Linked DNA regions of Homo sapiens: region 1 is linked to region 2. The links are chromatin loops, found by intact Hi-C in ENCODE. Cell type or tissue: IMR-90. All regions are shown on one strand. Links, peaks and the distances in the headings refer to the core of each region. The heading gives the core; the rest is flanking DNA.

Region 1 (9,012 bases), core at 2,595-6,594, 490 kb before region 2:
CAGATTATATAAGCAAACCATATTAATGTTCCTCCTAGTCTACCATGTTATCTAAAGAGCAACTTTCCTGTACCTTGTCTCTTCTTGCCTTTCAACTGACTGTAGGTGTCCCTCTGAACCCTGGCATCAGACAAGTTGATTTAAAAAGTTAATTTAGGATACTATCAATAAAATTAGGACACTATCAATAAAATTGCACTAAATTTTAAACATATAGCATAAATTTTAGCATATAGTATACTTATATGCTAACCTATGACAAAGAAAAAATAATTTGGGGTACTTGTCAAGATTTAAGTCATTTTAATTTTAATGTCAGAACAGTGACAGGTACAGTACAGTGGTTTCACAGGCTTGGAGGAACGTAAGTGATGGAGAAGGCAGGAGAGTGAAGTTAAGGAGGTGGCAGATAGACAATGCTTAGTTCCACTTGAGACATTGTCACCAGACCTGCTGGCAACTGTACTGAAGATCATTCTATGCTAGATATGGAAGGCATGGGGTGGCATGGGAGTAAAAGGGAGGACAACCCAGATAGTGAGGAAAAAATAAGAGCGTGCTGCCCGTCAGCCAAAGGTATCTCATACTACTTCACCAGAGTTGTATGGATACTGCAAATCACACACTATTCTCAGGCATTTGTGGGGAGCAACAAAACCAGGAGTGTCATCTTCCAGAACCAGACACATGGTGATTGGAAGATGTAACAAAAATAGAATATGCACCAACATTCAAGATGTTCACTGTAGCTACCACATGAATTCCATTCTGCTTTAGATGTCTCCATTGTATTTTATGGCATTATGTGGTATAAAATTAGAAAATTTCATTGAGCAACAACTAAGACTTATGAACTCATATGCTAAGGATACGCAGATTTTAGTTAAGTATTTTAATTATTTATCTAATAAGCATTAATTAAAGAAAGACACAGAATATATGACAGAATTGAATTCAATTAACAATCATCAAGAACCAAAGTTCAGAAATAAAGGTAAAAGTTTTTTGAAACTATTATGTGAGTCATATGAGAAATTATTTGACTATAACAATTCAAGTTTCGTATTAAGTTTTAGAAACACATACAGCAAAGTTTACCTAAAGCAAAGCAGAAACACTATTTTTTTACTCCATTAATTTATAACTTTTGATTATTTTGATAGGTGGTTAAGAGTATGTTTTATTTCATAAAAATATAATTTTTTTAAAAAACGGAAACTAATATAAATTACATTATTGGGAACATCTTGAGCTTAGGTAAGATAACATTAGTTTCAGGCACAATTGAAAATATCTCTCTGTGTACATATATCTCAATAAAAAATAAGAATTTATGCAGAAATGTTACTTGAAAATTGGCAGATTAAATATACAAGTTAGAAACAATGAAGTAAATTCCATACTTACTAATAATTGATTTTAAAAGGAGTAAAAGCCTAAATTTTGAAACTCAATGTTTTCATTATATTGGTTTTAACTAGAACTGTTTTAAAGTCATGCATTAGAGGTCACTGCTCTTTAAATGAACAAAATTGATAGATTGTGAATTTTAATTCCTGTCTGGGGTGTCTATGTCTGCAAGAAAAAGAGCAAGTGACAAACAAACAGGTCTGTGCAGGACAGCTCTATCACAGAAACACTGGAACAATTAAAAATCCTATTCTATTACTTAAAATGGATCCTCAAAGATCTCTCCCCTTTTACTTAGTATAAAAAGGTACACATTCTAATAGATAAAGCCATTTTCCTTTAAACTACTTTGGAAACCAAATTTTCATTAATCCTATATGTCTTCTACCCTCTTTAATTACCCTCAAATCATTCCAATTGTATTTTCTGACTTCTGGTCTTAAACTGGAAGAACCAACTAAAAATCCTATATGTCTTCTACCCTCTTTAATTATCCTCGAATCACTCCAATTGTATTTTCTCATTTTTGGTCCTAAACTGGAAGAACAAACTAAAAAGCATTTTCTAAGTGATATATCTGAAATTATTGGCATAGGTTAATGAAAATAAGATTGACTTACCCACAAATTTCATATAAACTAGTCCAAGTAATTGTGCTAGAGCTAAGATACTCAAACCTGAAATCAGAAGAGGGCCATGCATTGGTATACACGCTGTAAAAACAAATAAAATTCTGTATTAGAAAAGCATATGAAATAACTTACTAAAAAACAGTAATAATCCCAAGTTTTAAGAGAGTTATTCTAACGATCAAAAAACAAAAATTATCCATATATGTTTATTAACTTAACCAGTAAAATGACTCAAAATTATTAGAAGAACAAAGCCCTCCTTTGCATAACACATACCTTATCATATCAAGAAATGGGAACTGGTGTTTCAAGTCTAAGGCTCCAACCAATTTGAGCCCAGTTATTTTAAAAGCTCTTCCACAAATACAGGCATATCAGTTTGGGTGCTAGAACAATCAGCCACCAAGCCATATATACAGCTAATATCTTTGTAGCGAGGAGGAAAGCACTATTACCACTGGGGTAAATTGGAAGTTTAAAAAGAAAAGCTCAGAATGCTAAATGCTGTCAAGTATATGAATGAACAAAAACTCTTATTTATTGGTGGTGATAATACAAAATGGTACAGCTATTTTGATACAGAGAGTTTGGCAGTTTATTTCAACATACTCTTTACAGTCCCGTAATTGCACTCCTTGGTATTTGCCCAAATGGAATTGAAAACTTATGTCCACATAAAAATATCCATGTGAATGTACTTTCCACTCAATTTTGCCATGAACCAAAAACTGCACTAAAAAAAAAAATCAAGTCTATATATTTTTAAAAAGAGAGAAAGAAAAAGAAAAAGGAAGAAGAGCTCTGTCCAAAAGTAACCCAAATTAGGTCTACAGAAAGATGACTCTTACCCGCAATACAGAGACTCAGTCCAACCACAGCGAGGATATAGGCTATCACCTGAATAACCAATATGGCAATGACGAAGGAGGTTAATCCAATCGCTGGAGGAAGGAAAAGGATGTAACAGAAGCATGTCAAGAGTATTTAAAAAGCAATAACTTCCACTTGCATTTGGTATAATCAGGGATCTCCTAAGACCAAAGACTGACTCTGGAGTTCATTGTTTGACGGTAGATGTTAACTCAGTGATCTAACCCTTCCACACAAGTAGTCAGCTCCAAATTCACACATTCGGCAGCCTTTAATTTTCACAGTCAGCTAAGCTGGACTGGAAGTTTTTACCCTAAATCTTAGAACAATGCTGCTTTTACCACACTTGTGCATTTTACAATATGAATGGCTATTATGAATGTCTTCTCCACATGCACATGGAATTGCTCTTGCTGAGGGAACCATTATGCAAATACCTGACTGTAAACATCATGCTCTCTATCTCTAGATGTCATTTTATAACAAACTAATACCTTTCCAATGTACAACGAGCCAGAGATAGGCTCTAAGACCAAGTGTTAAATGTGACTCTTTAATAGTAATAACTAAATATGGTAGTGATCTACTTTCAAAATGCAGTGAAAATGATACTGATTATAGTTTGGATTTCCATACCATCTCTTAAAACTACAGTATTAAGGTTTGCTAATAATTAAAACAAATATGTTTCTACTATTTGTGATTCATAATTCCATTTTATAGAACCAGTCTTCTTAATGCAGAAGCAGAAGCTTAGCAAAAGAAGAGAAAGACTGCGTTTAACATCCACTTATAACTTCAAAAAACTGAAATTAGAATATGAAAATAATCATTAAGAAGTTATATGGCATAATTTAAAATTATGCTGATTGGCATCAAATACATATGAAAGTCACTTTTTACAAAACAGCTAACCTAGAATAACCTTAAAATTAATATGAATGGGAAAATGTCACTAAGAATAGCATGAAAAATCTTTTAATAAACCTACTCTTATTGAGTTGTAAAAAATTTATATGAGCATTTTCACCAAAACTGCTGTTTTGTAAATGAAAAAGGTAGACAAAATCATACTGTAACAATGAAAACTCACCTGTACTAAACACATAGTAGTGAAGTAATATTAATATCCCTGTAGAAGTCACAATTAAACCAAGGCCAGTAGCATTCTTTAATGAATATTCACCTGTCAATAAATAAAAACATTTAAAATATTTTCCTACATACTTTTTAAATGTACTAATCTAAATTCTGTGCTTGACAACTGTGAAAATTTTAAAAATATACGTTTCCCTGAAAACCTCACACAAAATTAGTGACTATTTTTTGATTAAGACCAAACTTAAGACATCTAAATCTCAACATTTAAGTTTCAACATGCTGAAACCTTGAATTGGCTCTGCCTCCTTCTTAACTAGTTTACAGAATTCCAGTGAGAAACTGTGTATTCATCTTTTACTGTTCCCTTCATCTGCTGTATTCAGTATGCCCCAAAGTCAAATCAATTGTTCCTTCAAGTTGTCTTCTGAATTCACCTCCTTCTTCCTGCTGTCTTCACTAACTTCAGATACCAATAGAGCTGCCAAGCCCATGTTCCTAAATATTACACCTGCACTGCATTCTTCTCCACAAACGATGGTGTGCTATAGTTATTAGGTTGAGTCCCAGCCTTCCTTTGCTTTTCTTTACATGTGCTACATATCCTCATTTCCCACTCACATTCCCATCCTCCAAATGCAACTGCCAATTTCCAGACTTGGTTCCCACATTCATTCTACTTTCATGTCTTGGCCAATGAAGTTTGCCTCTGTAGTGAGTTGAATGATGGCCCTAAAATTATTTCTACCTCCTAATCCCTAAAACCTGTGAATATTACCTAATACAGCAAAAGAGTGAATACTGCATTATATGGCAAAAGATATGATGAAGTTAAGGATCTGAAAGGAGGAGCTTACCCTGGATTATATGAGTGGGCTCTAATTCCAATGACAAATGTGCTCATAAGAGAGAGGCTGAGGGAGATTTAACAAAAACACAGAGGCAAAGACATAGAGGAAGGAGGAGGCAATGTGACCAGAGAGGCAGAGGGTGGAGTTATGCTGCCGCAAACTAAGGAATGATAAACACTGTCATTCTTCAGCAAATTCCAGAAGCTAGAAGAGCCAAGAAATGGATTCTTCCATACAGCCTTGAGAGGGAGTGTGGCCCTGATGACGTCCTGATTTCAGACTTATGGCCTCCAGCATGGAAAGGGAATTGCTATTGTTTAAGCCACCCAGTTTGTGGTCATCTGTTCCAACAGCCCTAGGAAACTAATGCAGCCCTCCTCACCTTGGAATGCACTCATCTACCTCCTGCGTTCCTGCCTAGGAACTGCACATCTTACCTGGGACGAAAAGAATGGCTCCAACAATGACAATGACAGTGATCACTAGTCCAGCAACAAGTAAAGCAATTGTTTTCTCATCCATACCACCGGATCTATATTTAAGTGCTTAAAAAAGAAAAACAAAGAATTATATGAACTCAATCACAAGTGAAGCCATTTTAATAACTTGTAAGGTACAGAGACAAACTGACAGAAGTACTATAATGTAATAACTTATGAGGAACAACTCCTTAATATCATCAAGTCACCTCACATCTCTTTCATAAGCAAATGGATAACGTCACGGCAGTATAAATATGGATGGTGAATTTATAGGTGACACCTTATTTTCCTACACTAACAAATGAGGTTCTATACATCAGTCTTTCTCGGTTGATGTATTACTAATAAATTGAGCTAGATAAGTTTTTGGGGGGAGGGGGGACACTGCTCTGCATAATATAGAATGTTGAGGAGCATCCCTGGCCTCTACATACTAGATGCTAGTAACTAGATGCCAGTTATGTTAATCAAACTGTTTTCAGACATTGTCAATGCCCCCGATGAGCAAAACCACTCCAAGTGACAACACAACACTGATGTACATAATACTAATGGGAAATAATGGGTTAATTAACAATATTGAGAAAAAGAGAATTTTGTCCTACCTTATAAAAAATTAGTAAACAATCTGGAAATCTAGTTATTTTGTTTTGAAAAAAATGACAGAATAAAACTGGGCAGATTACACCCTTGTGAAATCCTGATGAAGAAAAAAAGCTTAAATTGTTCAATTAAAATATTTTAATAAAAATAAACTGCAAAGACTCAATGGGATTCATCATACATGTTATTGTTTCTGCTGCTAGCTCCACTGTCAAGTATCTCATACCTTCTCTGAAAGAATGGAATGGGTCAATCTGCGAATATTAGTTCTTTTACTATATATGAATCTTTTAAATTTTGGTTAATATTGAAGTTGATTTTTTCACCAAGGAAGTTGTTTAAGGCAACCTAAAAGCAAACTGAGTAGCGGAAAGAAACAGCGTGTGATTGAAATGCTGCTGTGTGTCATCCACATAGAGATAGTCTCCATGACAGTAATCAATTGGTGGCTGTCATGAAGGGGAAAATATTTTAAATGTTATATTTAGCATTTAGTTTTTTTTCTTCTACAGTGACAAACATTAAATAAAGTAAAAGCAATAAATAAGCCCCTAAATGATTGTGATAAAAATCTATGTTTAAGGTATATGACAGGTACCTAAATATTTCTGGAATTTCTATCTACCCATAATTTATAACCTCAATTTTAGTCTCTTTATGGGGAGATAAGTCCTAAGCAATAAATAACCAATTTATTAATGTGGATTTCAGTTACACAGTTGAGTAACTGAAATCCACATTAATCAGAGAAGAGAAACCCATATTAATCAGAAAACATCCTATGGCAAGTTCCCCAAGTTTTTATTTGATTCATTACTTCCGCCCAGCCCTGGACTTATGTGTCTAATACTCAGTCATAGCCTTGCCTTCTTATAAGGCACAGAGTTTTCATAACTTCCCTATTTTCTAGGCTCAAATGCTGGCTAGAATGAAACTGAGTGTATAAGTCACAAAAGGCACATACACAGAAAAAGGAACTTTCTCTAGACATATGTCACATTTTCCATTTTAATCCCATATATATTGTTATCTAAATAGAGCTTGAAAGTTCTGCAAAGGGTTATAAAGTAGAAGCTGTTTCAAATGCACCTCACAGTCAATCAAACATTCATAAGAAACTCTTCCAGGTTTAAGTCAATGCATAAAAAAGCTACTAAGATCAAGCAACAAGAATTTGCCTTAGAGTACAGTATAATTTCATGGAAAAAGGTTGACTTATGTTCTTCTTCTATATTTTTCTTTTTCTTTTCTTTTTTTTTTTTTTTGGAGACAGAGTCTCTCACTCCGTTACCCAGGCTGGAGTGCAGTGGCACAATCTCGGCTCACTGCAAACTCTGCCTCCCAGGTTCAATGATTCTCCTGCCTCAGCCTCCCGAGTAGCTGGGACTACAGGCATGCGCCACCAGGCCTGGCTAATTTTTGAATTCTTTTTTTTTTTTTTTTAGTAGAGACGGGGTTTCACATTGTTGGCCAGGCTGATCTCGAGCTCCTTACCTCATGATCCACCTGCCACGGCCTCCCAAAGTGCTGGGATTACAGGTGTGAGCCACCATGCCTGGTGACTTACATCCTTCTTAACAAAAATAAGAGTTTGAATCTCATATAAAATTTATCCTCTTAAGGCTTAGAAGAGCTGTTATAGGAGAAAACAGTGCAAACAATAGCAACAAAAATAAAACATCACAAAATACTACCATAGACAGGGTTCCACCATAAAATGGTCCGTCTCTCTTTGAGTATAAGTACACTATATATTGAAAGTAGTTTTGGTTCCTGTTGATTAGTTCAACTACTACTTATTTTCCAGGCCACCTTAAACTTTTCCTTAAATTAAGTAGCCATTTCCAACAAATACACATGTTGAGGATCCCAAGTGTGAAAAAATCTGAAATCCAAAACACTTCTGGTCCCAGGCATTCTGGATAACGGACACTCCACCTGTCTCTGTGGGGTCTACTAATGAAAGAGTATCTCCAGGTTTTCTTCAGTGAATCTTCAGAAAGAGTTTCTTTTGGCTCATTTTCTTTGCTCACATGGTCACATTTCAGCAGGTACCACAGCTAATGTGGGGTAGGTATCTTGTTGCTAGCCCAGTCGTCAAATTTCTCAGTATAGTGAAAGGGCAAGGAATTTGATATAATAGATGCCATAGAACCCAATAACCTCAAGGATCTCTTATTGATCTTTTCTTGTCCTTCAGTAAGTGGATTTATCCTTATTTATTGAATGTATCAAAACATTAAATGCAGCAAAAAAAATAAATTCAAGTAATTCTCCACTTAGCATTAAGATAAAAATAACTCAATGTGTTGTTAACAGCAGGCTCTTATCAAATTTTCTAGTATGACTTTCAGACGGCTTGGCAAGGCAATCTATGTAATTTTTAAAATCTGCATGCTCTTAAGGATTACCCTCAGCTACAACTACTGAAATCAATACACAAAATAAAGTACATGAGAAATAACAGTAATTACATGCTTAACAAAAAATGTATAACCTTAGTGCTCAGCCTGACACAGGAATACCAAGTATCAGGGGAGACAATATAACATTTTTGTGAACAAATTAGGTATTCTAAAATTTTCTTTTATATGTTCTATAAAATAATTAGTAACCAAAAGCAGGCTACTTCTAAGAAATCTGTTGGGTTGGTTCATTCATCTGTTCTACAAATATTTACTGTGTACCTACAATGTACCAGCCCCTTTTGCTAGTCTAAATCAAGGAACAAGTAGATTACTTTATTTGACAATAATTGATTGAGCACTATCCATCTATATGACTATCACTATTCTAAATGCTGACAGTGAACACGAAAAGCAAACACAAGGCCTGCCTCAAGGCCCTTACATTCTAATGGGTGAGTGTGTGTGTTTGAGGGGAGGGGGGTGTGAGTGATGAGTATGTTACTCCCAAAACTTCTTTCCCAGTTAAAGAGATGGTGAAGGCCTACTCTACTCTAAGAAAATTCCTTTATGCATTTAATCTTTCAAATTCATGCAGATGAAGCAATGACATGTCCCTCTAGCCACCTGAAAAAACAGCTAATGTTATGAATGGACAAGA
Region 2 (9,012 bases), core at 2,729-6,728:
TATAAAATTACCAAAATGTTCAATTTTCTACCTTTAAAAAGTAGGAAAATATCCACTTGGCAACCAACCATCAAATTAATAACTGATTCAAGTAAGAATTATCAACAATACTAAAAGTAGCAGATGCAAGTTGGAAGAGAAACAGCCTATATGCAGTATCTGCCCACAAATTACTTATTATTTCCAAAAGGAAAAACAGGAGTGTTACACTGAAGAAACTACTTTGTATTGGTGCATGCAAAGAGGTGAACATACTGATGTTGACAGCCAGAGTCTTTCCATGTAATTGCTTAAAGCAAAAATTATCACATGGTTTTGAAGGTTAGCTACATAAGCAGAGGTAATGCACATGTCAACTATAGCATGAAGGATGAGAAGAGGACAGATGGACCTATATAGTTGCAAGGTTTCTACATTTTAAGTTAAGTGGTACAATATTAACTCTAAGTGGATTGTTAAAGGACTTATTTTGTCAAAATTGATAAAAAAGCAAGACCCAATTCTATTTGTTTACAAGTCATGAATTTTACATATAAACATAACAGGTTAAAAGTAAACTGATAGAAAAAGATATATCAGGCCAACAGAAAACATAATAAGGACTAAGTGGCTATGTTATTATCAAATAAAATAGACCTCAAGATAAAGATTACCAAACATAAAAAGACATTTCTTAATAAGTAAATGTAACATCTAATAGCAAAGTTTTGACTAGTTTTGTTACTAAAGTTTGAATGGAACACAGCCATGACTAATCATTTATGTATTGTCTATGGCTGCTTCTGTGCTGCAATAGCAGGGTTGAGTTGTTGTGACAGAAACTATGTTCCAGAAAGCCTAAAATATTTACTATCTGCCCCTTTACAGAAAATGTTTGCTAAATCTTGCAAAGGATTAAGTCACAAACAGGACACATGGCTGGTACGATGGTATATATGCCAAAAGCAAAGTTGTAAATATAGTTCATAACTATTTGAAGGCAGGAAAAGAATCAAATTACAGTAAGACTTTGAGTTTTAGGAAATATAACTTGATAAGTACCTGTAACATATGAATGAATGACCAAAGGTAGAAGTAGAAATTCAAACATATTTTCATTTAACTGACAGTGCTAACTCATGACAGAATCTCTTTTTATTCTTAAGTAACTAGTCCTTATAATATATAAGTAAATAGACCCAAATGGACACTGACCTGATAATTTCCTAAGACACAGCATACAGTTTCATTCTTTTTTTCCTGACATTAAATTAATGAACAATTTAATATAAACTTTAACCAACCAAATTTTATGAGATGTGTCTATTTGTTCAAGTGGCAAGTGTAAATAGTAACGGAACTGTGTTAATGTATACTTTGGAGACAAACTCTCCCCAGCAAAATTTTAAGAGGATGCGAGTAATCCTAATATAATGATGCACTTCCTAAGTTTTGTTTTTTCCATTAGGAAATGGACATGCATACACACATACAAAACCCTGACTATGGTGGTGGTTCAAATTTGATTAAATTTTTTTTTTTAGAAAAAAAATATTTACACACACTTTTGCTTTTTTAATATGAGGTACACAGTCCAACAAGAAAAAAAAAGTAACTGATATAGTAAAGGCACTCAGAAAAACAACAGAAACAATATGAAAGGTGTTACAAGAGACAGAAAGAGATGAAGGATGATGATTAGTACTCACCTTCTTCAAAGCTGCAGTACGGACTTTCTTCTTTAGGGAGAGAAGATTAGAAATAAACAGGTTAAAATTACATTAAGAAAGGGCTACTACATATATATAATGGGGTAATTATTTATATAGATCTTTAAGAAAAGGCAAATTGAGTTCTTTAAACACATACTTGTGAGAATGGGACAGATCTGCATTATCTAACAGGATGGTTATCAAAATTAAATTTAATAAAATCAAAAATTTAGTTTTTTCAGTTGCAAAGGCCAAATTTCAAGTGCTCAATGGCCACTTTTAGCCACTGGCTATGGGACTGGACATCATAGAACACTGTCATTATCACAGAAAATTGTATAGGGTAGCACTAGGCTAGGCTGTCTCAAGATGTCTAAATTGGAAAGATAAATTGATTTTCCCTAGAATTTTTGGTTCATTCATTCATTTCTTTCTTTAACGTTTTGTCTCTTTTATTTTATAGACCCTTTTATTCTTCAGTCTTATCTATCCACTTAAACTTTTTCATATTTGGTTGAAAATGCATGCAATTTCAAAAGAGAAACAGAATGTATCTCCTCTATAGAACAAATAGTAATTTAAAATGTTTTACTCTGCATAATATTTTTTAAAAAATTTCCAGAACTGTACAAATCTAAATTCACTTAAATCAAACAGACATATGGTGAAGAAAACACCAAGTAAAATTAATGACTGTATTGGTATAGCAATAAAATCAATCAAAATATTGATGTAAAAACGTTTCTTACAGAGTAGTTAGAGGATATGATTCAAATGAAAAGTACAGAAGGACCCTTGTATTTTAAAAAAAATAAAGATATTTAACCTATGCTTTAAAATTAAATGAACCAATTAAAAACTATTAGGACAACAAATTAAATACAATTCATATCAGAATTAACAGTAAATAATATTTTTCTGAATATGCAGCAAGAGTAGAATCCAAATTATCCTTATGTAAATCATAAGAAACTTATAATTAATTATAGATGATCTGGACCACTATGCAACATTTGAAAAAAGAGAAAAAAACACTAAATATACCTTACAAATAATTCTACAAGTTCTTAGATTTTTTATGAGACAGCTATTGTGTTAAATGTAATCATTTAAATGTAATAGTTTAACACAATGACAGTTTTCTAATTTTTATACATTTTATTACCATTGCATTTTTTTCAAATTTAGAAATTATGCTACAGCAGTATAAAAATTATTTTAAATTCACTAATATTTTCTTTTGTGCTTCTTCAGAGACAAACTTCTCTAGCAGTAAAATCATACCTTCTCTCTTTTTACTTTACTTTTTACTTTTACTCTCTCTATATTTTTATTTTGTAATCTTTAGGACTGTTATACCAAGAAAGTTTGGTCTTAAGATCTAAATAATCACAAATGAGAATAAATAAGACAGGCAAAACAGAATAGAAAGCAACTAAGAAAAAGGAAAGAACCTTAGAAAAATGATAATGGAGGTTAAAAATGATTTTCTAATGTAAGAACCAAAGAAAACCTTAAGCCATAAAAGCCAGAAACAAAAAGTAAAACTTAGAAAATTAAATTTCTATTCAAACTATCAAATAAAAAACATGCAACAGATCAGGGTCTTTACTAAATTAGATAATAACTTCTTATTGTTACGAAGTCACAAATTAACTCCCCTACCCACCCCCCCTCCAATAGATAAATACATCAAAAATATCATGAGATTACAAATTCCAAAATGCCATAATGTCTATATACTGAGATTCACAGTTTCTGGATTTATTTTTCCACCACTTAAACTGTGGATCATTGCTATCATGTGGGAGTGTTTGTTCAATTCCTCTTGCTGAAGTTTCACCAAGGACTCTTTCTCTTCCAAACGACCTTCTAATTGTGCCTTTTGAACCTCTAGGGAGGAAGCCTAAGGAATTGGGGTTGGGGGAGGAGGAAGAATTGAGAAGAAAAATAACTTTAATGTTTTCTCTATACATATATTTTAAGATGCTTTTATTTTTTATTGTACAACAACCATTTCAAGACATACTATAAATATTATACTTCAGTTAATTCAATTACATGGTAAGTTTAAAATGAATAATCATTAAACAATATAATACAAATTGAGAATACACTTTCAACTTGTCTTAAGTTAATGCCAGCAGCTGAAATTTTGCAGAAAATACTACACACTACATATTAAAATTACTAATAAGATAATCACATTAAAGCAGAACCAGAAAAACTGTAAATGTGGTACTAAATTTTATGCCTCTTCTGTTACTCAGTAGTAGTAGTAGATCAGTCTTTAATCCTAGTCTGTTCTCATCTTCCTGGTAGTAAACGGGCCAGAAAGTACAATTCATAGCTACCACTCAAGCTATGCAACCATGGTAATATAGAAAGAACCCCGGACTCAGATTCAGAATATATACCTATTGATTCACTTATTAGCTGTGTGACTTTAGTAAGTAACCTCAGACTCAGTTTCTTCAGTTGTAAGTTGAAAATATTTATTAACACATTATATAATATTTGTTAAAGTGAAAATTATACAGCTACCTATATATGACATCAAGTACTGGTAACCCCTTTCTGTATTCTTTGCACACTTGAAAATACCAGGTGCTGACACAAAGTATCTGTTTAATAACTGCTTAACTATTTTAGAAAATACATTATGAAAACCTCATAACAAATGATACTCAAGCTGCTTTGAGATCCTAATATCTTCTAAAAAATTTGCTGAAGAAACAGTACATTCCTTTATCCATATTCACCCTTTTCACAACAGACTTTTTTATTTTACTGCAAATGAGAAATGGAACAGATTCTTACCTTAATGCTCAACTCTTTTCTTATCTGTTCTGTTCTGCTTAATTCTTTTCTAAGGATATCAATGGTTTCTTCCTTATCTTCCCTTTCCTTTTGTAAGGTTTTAATCTTTTCTTCTTGTACTTTTGTTTTTTGATGCAAATCTTAAAAGAAAAAAAAGTCAAGTATTATACTCAGAGGTCTTACACTGACTACTCTGAAATGGTCTAGTAGCTACTGTAAGAGCAAAAGAGAAATAACTAGAACAAGGAAGAGAAACTTCTCTTATGACAGTATTCTATAGAAAATACCAAATCTCCATGTCTTTCTTCCATCCTCTGTTCTAAATATAATATGCTATATAGGTAAAGGACAATTCTCAAAAGTGTAAGGGTTAGAAAAGGGAGAGCTACAACTATGAAAAATTATATAGGTAGGTGCCTGCGCTCTAAGGCAAGTGAGAACAAAAATGTTTTTCAGGATCATTTCAAATATACCATTAAGAAGCTAGTAACTAAAAGTTACCTAATACTGCCACCTGCTGTTACGTTCCTTCAACATTTTTTTATTTTGAAAAGGGCAATCCATAATCCTATGTGATTTAACGAAGGAACAGAAAACCAAATACTCCAAGTTTTCACTTCTAAGTGGGAACTAAACATTGAGTACACACAGACTTAAAGATGGAACCAATAGACACTGCAGACTAGAGTTGGCAGGAGGTTGAAAATTACCTATTGCTACCTATTTGGTACTATGCTTACTACCTGGGTGATGAGATCCATACCCCAAACATCCGTGTCATGCAATATACCCAGTGTAACAGACCTGCACACATGCCCCCTGATTCTAAAAGTTGAAATAATAAAAAAATTAAATTAAATTAAATGGTCAATCATCTCTTTCCTTTTGTTTTTTTTTTTTTTTTTTTTTTTTTTGAGACAGTCTTGCTTTGTCACCCAGGTTGGAGTGCAGTGGCGTGAACATAGCTCACTGCAGCCTTGACATCCAGGTTCAAGAGATTCTCCCACTGTAGCTTCCTGAGTAGCTGGAACTACAGGTGCACACTAACACACCTGGCTAAATTTTTGTATTTTTTGTAGAGATGGGGTTTCACCATGTTGCTCAGGCTGGTCTCAAACTCCTGAGCTCAAGCAATCTACCCATCTCCAACTCCCAAAGTGCTGGGATTACAGGAGTGAGCCACTGTGCCTGGCCAATTTCTTATAGCTCCTAAATTTAAAAAACGTACCACTTTTTCAACTTGATTAAACCGAACTGCTTTTGTGAAACATTATGTCAAGAAAAGGGAAGCCATTCCAAATATGATTTAAAGTTTAAAACAATAAGTAGAAAATAAAAAAGCAAACAAAACCACTCATGCTTCCAAAATAAATACATTAAAAATAGAAAATGTATTAAATAAGAAGCCACTTACTTGCTAGCTTATGTTCTCTGTCTACTAGCTGATTCTGTACTTCTTTTCTCTGTTCTTCTTTCTCTATTAATTGGGCAATACTTCTGAAGTTATTAAAAAAAATAGAAGAAAACATTAATGAACCATATACCATTTGTAACTTTTTCTCCCTACCAAGCACTTTGGGAGGCCAAGGCGGGCAGATCACAAGGTCAGGAGATCGAGACCATCCTGGCTAACATGGTGAAACCCCGTCTCTACTAAAAATATAAAAAAAAAAAAAAAAAAAAAAAGGTCTCGTTCTGTCACCCAGGCTGGAGTGCAGTGGCATGATCTTGTGCTCACTGCAACCTCTGCCTCCCGGGCTCAAGTGATTCTCCTGCCTCAGCCTTCTGGGTAGCGGAGATTACAGGCACCCGCCACAACACCCAGCTAATTTTTGTATTTTCAGTATTTACAGAGTTTCGCCATGTTGGCCACGCTGGTCTCAAACTCCTGACCTCATGCGCTCCACCCACCTCAGCCTCCCAAAGTGCTGGGATTATAGGCGTGAGCTACCATGCCCAGCCTTTAAAACAAAATTTCTAAGAACAGCAATTGCCTGTAACTTCCACCAAATACATATCTTATATCTAAAATAAGTGACAATTCTATTAATTTTATCAATAAAAAACAATGTTCTATATAAAGGGAATCATTTTGTTTTTGAAAAATCCCACATATTCAGAATATAGAACTAGAGATTTTACTTTTCATTTTGTTCCTTGAGTGACTCATTCAACTTTTTCACTGTCTCAATTTGTTTATTCAGAGAATCACATGTGATCTGTAAATCTTTATTCTTCTTTTCAGTACTTTCATTTCTGAAAAGACAAGAAAATGAGTTGGCATCATTATGGAGGAAAACATATGAAGGAGAAAAGAAGCTCACAGTGTTTTCTTTACTATCTCTTCTAACCAAATTGCATATGCTGGAAGAGAAGGAATGTTATGAACAAGCAGGACATAAACAGAATTTCATCTACTCTAAAAGGCAGTAAATACATGTTTTGGTTGACTGATGTGGTAAAAATTACTATGAAATAGAAATGTGTGGGGCATTAATCTCATATTTATGGATATAAAGCCTTATTTTACAGATGATATTGCATTACATAATTTGCTATAAATAAGTTTAGGGTTCTACATTTGTCTCTTTAAAACTCTGCATCTAATAGTCCTAAGTATTTTACCTGCAAGGTAAACACAGAAAAAAATCCTTTCTAAAGTAATACTTTGATACTCAACTACCATAAGCATAAAATGTCTTTTTTATTTCACTAAGCACAAAGATTTTTAAAAAGCAACCCAAAAACCAAACCAAAACAAACAAAAAAAACCAGTAGCCAAACTTGGCCAGCAGTTTTTGTATCTAATCCATACAGGAATTTTAACAATCTGAGTTTGAGTGCCTTTAGACAGTCCTGACCATTACAAATGACCTTTTCCCCAGCCAGCTTCATTTACATGTTATCCACTTGTCCATTCAAGGAATTTCACCTTCTAGCCCCTAAATCACTAGCTGGAACATAAGCAGGTCTTAGAAACCACGTATTTTTCTTGGACGCTGCCTATCTCTTAGGTTCTCTATGTGAGACAAAGCAGGTATCCCCTTTTTAGGAGGTCTGAGGACCTCAAGCTGGAAAATAAAGGAAAATCCTGAGTTCACTCAAGGGAAATTCCAGGGACCTAGATAGCCCTAGAAGTAAATAAGTAACTTGTTAAACAGGAAGGTAATAGTAGCCTAAATCAAAGTTAACAAACTTAAGAGTACCAGTGATACTTGATTCTTTATAGAACTTAAAGAAAACAACTTAACACATGTCCCTGAGTTGTATTTCAGAGACCCGGACCCTCATTGAGGAAGCCCACTGACCAGATCCATTGACAAGTAGAGCTCAGGTAAGGAGAAAATGAAGGCTGAATTTTAACCACTGTTCTTTGTTCTAAGTTTCTTTCTCAGGGTCTTGAACAAAGTCACTCTCCCTAGCTAGTTAACATTTTTCTACTGACCCCAAATGTTTAAACAAAGCTGCTCTTCCTTAACCAACTGCAAATCGAAAAATCTTTGGGTCTACCCATGACCTGTAAGCCCCTGCTTCACAATATCCTGTCCTTTAAACTTAAACCAATGTATAACCTTTAACTATTTATTTATGATTTTTGTCTGTAACTTCCACTTTCCTGAAATTTACTCGCCTTTAAAAATCCTTGCTTGCAAGCTATTGGGGAGGTCAGTATTTGAGCATTTGGCTGCCTGCTCCTCCTTACTTGGCACCCTGCAGTAAAAGCCTTTTTTTCTATCACTGCAAACCTTGGTGCAGATACCTGGTTTTACTGTATTGAGCAAATGGAACCCATTTCAGTTCTATAACGTATTTTCTTCACTGCTGACGTTCTCAACTTGGCTTATCACTAATACTACACTTTATCAGTGGTGCCTCAAACAATCAGACTTTGTAAAAAGTTGCTGGGGTAAATATCCTGTTAAAAAATCACTTTGTCATCATTTTCTAGATACTATTCATTTCTCACCCTTCATTATTATTGATGGGAAATAAGCATATGTACCATGCCAAGCTAAAAATTTCTATATCTCTGTATTAACAACATAGAACAATCTTAAAATATAAAGCAATAAACAAGTTCCCCCAGAGTGTATTTACTTTTATGGGTTGGTAGAAAATACATAATTGTTCCTGGTCTTCCCTGTAATTCAGAAGTTTTACAACTGGCCTAAAAAGATAAAAGAGTTTATAAGGGAGGAAAAACCAATCAAACTTTGCTAGTAGGCACACAAATTGGTACAGGTTGAGCAACACTAATTTGAAAATCCAAAATCAGTCTAAAATCAAAAGTGCTCCAAAATATTAAACTTTTTGAGTGCTACCATTGTGTTCAAAAAGGACACTCAATCTGTATCACATTTTGGAGGAAAATTTAGAAATATCTATCAAAATATTAAATATACATACCCTTTAACTTAGCAATTCACCTATGTGAACTTATTCTACAGATGTAATCACACATGGAAGTAAACTATAATCAAGGATATTAAGAGATGAGTTA

What was found. A loop is a pair of places that touch in the nucleus more often than their neighbours do. Peaks named below come from ENCODE experiments on the same cell type or tissue, not always from the same donor. Only the 100,000 strongest peaks of a DNase experiment are listed, where the experiment ranks them.
Region 1: it touches region 2 in a loop (3-fold over the local background); 1 of 110 quality-filtered maps calls a loop at or near these places.

What each region holds. Positions count from the first base shown.
Region 1 is chr3:108,055,447-108,064,458 of GRCh38, forward strand. It overlaps CD47 (CD47 molecule), which reads right to left. Exons shown (of 11, transcript NM_001777.4): 4 at 5,299-5,406; 5 at 4,006-4,098; 6 at 2,891-2,983; 7 at 2,031-2,123. Among named protein-coding and RNA genes, the nearest start is that of CD47, 31 kb to the right of the region's middle. In IMR-90, for the core only: no CTCF peak of the experiment used is centred there; a DNase peak (open chromatin) is centred at 5,075; H3K27ac peaks cover 469 bases.
Region 2 is chr3:108,547,723-108,556,734 of GRCh38, forward strand. CIP2A (cellular inhibitor of PP2A) reads right to left here. Exons shown (of 21, transcript NM_020890.3): 18 at 6,654-6,767; 19 at 5,926-6,008; 20 at 4,512-4,651; 21 at 2,142-3,597. The coding sequence ends at 3,427. It also overlaps a transcript of MYH15 not described here. Among named protein-coding and RNA genes, the nearest start is that of CIP2A, 37 kb to the right of the region's middle. In IMR-90, for the core only: a CTCF peak has its summit at 5,021 (motif pointing left); no DNase peak of the experiment used is centred there.